Regions from separate parts of the Homo sapiens genome. Here region 2 is linked to region 1. Evidence: chromatin loops called from intact Hi-C (ENCODE). Cell type or tissue: Caco-2. All regions are shown on one strand.

Region 1 (2,500 bases):
AATGCTACTTAAAGAAAGTACAGTCTAGCACTTTATAAATGCAATGATAAGAATGGTGGTTTTGTCAGTAAAGGTTTAATACAAACAAAAACCATCCTCTGTATTTTAAGCTATAGGGAATTAAATACAATAAAGTTTAAAGTATTTTGAAGGACAGGATCAGAAATAAAGGAGCAAATACTGAATATATGTTTCAAGATCTGATCTCTGGGCTTGCCATCTGGATGTCAGGGGCCCCTCTTGTTATTGCTCCATTGCAACCATTGTCCAGACTGCCTCACACCCAGCACACACGTGACTCTCCTGAGGAACAGATCTTCTAGCTGCTGTAAATGCTTTCATTTTGGGGATTTGTGTATCAGCTGCCATAAACAAGGAGGAGTTTCTGTTTCACTTTTGTTATCCAAGCCTTGCACAAGTATCTCTAACTGGCATGACTTCTGTCAGGTATAAGAGATTCTGGAAAAAAAAAAAAAAGAATGATTTTAGCTTTCTAAACTTCCTATGTAGAAAAGAATGAGAGAGATAATCAAAGTATCTACCTCAGTAGTTATCAGGATTTAACCCACATGGTCCCTTTCATTTTGAATATCCCAACCTAAAGGGTAACTTCACACAGTTTCTCTATAAATCCTTGTTTCCAAAAGTTTCAGTATTTGAATCATGCAAGATGTACCAAATCTCCTCTTTCAGAGTGTGTTATCTAAGGTATTTCTAATAATGGTAACTAAAATCTTAAACATATGAAAAAAATCAGTATGATTTCTTGTTTCTTGCCTCTCTTCAAGTGTTGTAATAAACCTAGAGTAAAAAAAAAAACAAAAACCAGATTGCCAGTTATACAGCTATTTCTGGTTTATATATATATAATCTCAATTTCTGTTTTAGATTTTGGGGTACATGTGTAGGTTTGTTACATGAGTACTTTGTGTGATGCTGAGGTTTAGGATACAAATGATACTGTCACCAGGTAGTAAATATAGTATTCAGTAGTTATTCAACCCTTGCCCCCTCCCCCCTTCTGCCCTCTAGTGGTCTCCAGTGTCTGGTCCCCAGTGTCTATTGTTGCCATCTTCGTGTCCCATCTTTACATACTTCTAAAGCAACAGTTAATGCTTTGAGATTTGACCAAAGATGATGTACACTTCCTTTTACTTAGCTTTCATCAGAACTATAGTTGAATTATGCATAATGCTTTCTAAATTTTTATATTTTTCAATAAAACTAATTTGTATTCCAAGGTTTCTGTAGTCTAAATAAAACAGAAAAACTCTGAGATTAACAACGAAAATATGTCACTTTAACCTCATTGCATTTTGAAGACTGTAAAATAGACTTAAAATAAAAATATATAATTTCCTTCAAAATTTATGTTGGCTTAGCTTGTATGAAAGAGATTTGTAGTAATGTTAGCAGCAGCACATAAAGTTTGTGCAGTATGAACAGAGTAACTGGATGATTTTATAATAAATATATTATGTTCCCTCCAAAAATTACACATAGGCAACAGATTTAAAACAAAGTAAACCCATTGATTATGTGTGCTGCTTTTCCCCTTGTGTTAGGGAAAAAAATGTCATCAGCCCATATGCCTTCAAAACATTAAAACTAACCACATTTTCATACAGTAATTTCTTTTTTCTTTCTTTTTTTAGCAAATACTTATTGATGAATAATTTATTAGAAAAAAATGAAGTTGGAACATGAAGCAGACAGAAGTCACACTTCCTAAATTGCACAAAAAAGCTTAACAAAAAGTCTGATATTCTTAAACAGATATCTATAACTAAGGAAATCTAACATAAGTATAAAGTTAGTGGGTTGTACTAAGGAAGGCAATATAATTTCTATAAATATATTTATTTGGAATCATACCTAAATAATTACCCAAATTACAATAAATATGCAATGATTCTGACTTACTAATATTTCAATATTATTATTAATATTTCAATATCAATATCACTTCTTAAACCATAATAAGTTAGCTAGAAGTTTGAAGCCAGTGCACACTATTGTGTCAATTTAAGTGGCTGCTATGAGAGTACTTCATCTTTCTTCTGTACAGGCATACCTTGAAGATATTGTGTTTTCAGTTCCAGTCCTCCATGGTAAAATCAGTATTGCAATGAAGTCAGTCACAAATATTTGCTGGTTTCCCAGTGCATAGAAAAGTCATGCAGTCCATTAAGTATCCAAAAGCATTATGTGTAAAAAGCCATGTACATACCTTAATTAAAAATACTTTGTATTTCTGAGGGCTCTGTTCTGTTCCATTGGTCTATATCTCTGTTTTGGAACCAGTACCATGCTGTTTTGGTTACTGCAGCCTTGTAGTATAATTTGAAGTTAGGTAGCGTGATGCCTCCAGCTTTGTTCTTTTGGCTTAGGATTGACTTGGCAATGTGGGCTCTTTTTTGGTTCCATATGAACTTTAAAGTAGTTCTTTCCAATTCTGTGAAGAAAGCCATTGGTAGCTTGATGGGCATGGCATTGAATC
Region 2 (2,500 bases), 320 kb before region 1:
TCTGGTTTGGTGGTAATTCACTTACTTAGTGTTTACTTGTCTGGGAAAGACTTTATTTCTCCTTCGTTTATGAACCTTACTTTGGCAGGGTAAAAAATTCTTGGCTGGCATTTTTTCTCTTTCAATGGCTAAACATAGGCTCCCCATCTCTTCTGGCTTGTAAGGTTTCTGCTGAGAAATCCACTGTTAGTCTGATGGGATTCCCTTTATAGGCAATTCGGCCTTTTCTCCTAACTGCTTTTAAGATTTTTTTTCTTTTGTGTTGACCTTGGGTAGTTTGATTACTGTGTCTTGAGAATCATCATCCTGTACAGAATCTTGCAGCAGTTCTCTGAATTTCTTGTCCTGTATGTCAACCTCTCTAGCAAGATCAAATAAATTTTCCTGAAGTATACACTCACACGTTTTTCTAAGTTGTCTACTTTTTCTTCTTTCTCAGGAATACCAAAATGTCGTAAGTTTGGTCTCTTTACATAATCCCATATTTCTCAAAGGTTTTGTTTTCTAAAATTATTTTTTCTTTGTTTTTATTTGATGGTGTTAATTCAAAAGACTGGTCTTTTAGCTCTGAAATTCTTTCTTTTGCTTGGTTGTGTCTATTATTAACATTTCCAATTATATTTTGAAATCCCATTGTGAAATTTTCAATTCCAGAAATTCTGTCTGTTTCTTTGTTAATATGATTATGTCATCTTTCATATCCTGGATTGTTTTTCTCACTTCTTTGTATTGGATTTCAACTTTCTCTTGAATCTCATTGAGTTTCTTTGTCATTCACATTCTGAGTTCTATGTCTCTCATTTCAGATATTTCCATTTGGTTAGCACCCATTCCTAAAGAGTTAATGTGATCCTTTGGAAAAGATTAAACACCCTGGCTTTTTGTACTGCCAGAGTTCTTGTGCTAATGACTTCACTTCCAATGAAGCTGACAATTTCCTGTCATTTGAATGAAGCTTTTTATTATTTTTTTCTTTTTTCCCTTAAATGCCTGACTGTGGTGTATGTTGTATATGATTGACTGGCTTGTTTCTGGGTGCTTTCAGGGGTCAAAGTTCTCTATTGATTCCTTTGTTCCAGAAAGTTTCATAAGGTGACTTTTTCACATGCTTCTCATTGTAAGGATGTATTTTTGTTTGATGGTACAATTCAGGCTGAAGTCCAGCAGATGGTGCTTGAGCATAAGTGCTGGCCAGTAAGCTGGTGCCCCAGTGGATGCACTCTCCCTAACAGTTGGTGACAGGAAGAGAATGTGATATTCTGAAGCCTCAGTTGAAGGAATGAGGGTGTGCATCAGCTCCTCCTCCAGACCCAGAAGAGCATAATTCACTTTCCTATCATGCCCCTGTTGCAGGGTTCATGACATTTCCATTTATAAAAGCTTTGTCTTTTGGTTCCCGGCCAGAGTATGGCTGTGGGCCATGGTCTCACCTCTCTGACAGCTACCAGTAGGATGAGGTTTGGGGACACAGCCTCTTTCCCTAGTTTGGGTCGGGCAGCTCCATGGATTGTACTTCATTGCCAGGATACTATTGCTCAGTTTAGGGAGGAGGAGTTGGACCCCACCCTTTGTAATAGCTGTAGCCACCATGGGCTAACTTTCAACAGGGATGGAGCCACTGGAAAAGCCCTAAAGTGCTTTCTTTCAGTATCTTTAGTGGTTTTGGAGCCACCAGAGAAGCATAAAAAGCACTTTCTTTCAGTGCATGCTCACTTTCAATGAGGGTGAAGCCATCAGAAAAGTCAAAAAGTGCTTTCTTTCTGTGCATGCTCATAGGGATGCAGTGGCAAGAACTGCTGCTGCAGCTAAAACAGTGCAAGGGAGGGAGAGAGGCAAGAGATGACCCCCTCTCCATGTTTTTGCTTGGGTACTTGTGGTTCCTCCTCTAGCAGTTGGCACCACACCCATGTTTTCTTTGTCCCAAGAGGTGCTTTGGTGGGCTATACTCCTTTCTTCTTAGGGGTGATCTACACTGAGGGTTACATACCCAGGGGTCCCACAACTACCCAGGGAACTAACAATCCCTGTGCTTGCCAAAGTTAGAGCAGGTTGTGGGGTTTGTTTGTATATGGTTTGGTGGTGCAGTGGCTTAAGAGCAGAGGATTTCCAGGCTGGGCAGTGGCATCTCAGGTGCACTATCAGTGTGGTGCCTACCATCTCAACTTGGGTCTGAGGGAGGGGTAGCATGCCTGCTTGAGCGGGCCACCAGGTTCTCTGGTCCCAGAAAGTTCTCTTATCACCAGCCTTTGTGTTGACCTGGCTCATGAGGGTGGAGGGACTCCCCAATAGCAATGATCAGATTGTCAGAGGGGTGAGGGAAGACAAGAAGTACTCCCACGTATCCTTTCCACTGAGCTATGAATTCCTCTGGAGTTAGTCTCAGCCAGACTTTTGCTGCTTTCTTTCTTTGCTCCCTAGCCTCTTCCCATAAGCTCTCTGAGAGTTCCTGGCTGCCTTCTCTCCATTTTTCATTCAAATCCCGACCATTCACTGGTAACTT

The links. A loop is a pair of places that touch in the nucleus more often than their neighbours do. Peaks named below come from ENCODE experiments on the same cell type or tissue, not always from the same donor. Only the 100,000 strongest peaks of a DNase experiment are listed, where the experiment ranks them.
Region 2: it touches region 1 in a loop (4-fold over the local background); 2 of 110 quality-filtered maps call a loop at or near these places.

Annotation. Positions count from the first base shown.
Region 1 is chr13:55,516,475-55,518,974 of GRCh38, forward strand. No RefSeq gene overlaps it. Among named protein-coding and RNA genes, the nearest start is that of MIR5007, 340 kb to the left of the region's middle. RefSeq lists a silencer at 900-1,194. In Caco-2, a CTCF peak has its summit at 1,033 (motif pointing left); a DNase peak (open chromatin) is centred at 1,037.
Region 2 is chr13:55,198,159-55,200,658 of GRCh38, forward strand. No RefSeq gene overlaps it. Among named protein-coding and RNA genes, the nearest start is that of MIR5007, 25 kb to the left of the region's middle. In Caco-2, no CTCF peak of the experiment used is centred here; a DNase peak (open chromatin) is centred at 1,183; H3K27me3 peaks cover 137 bases.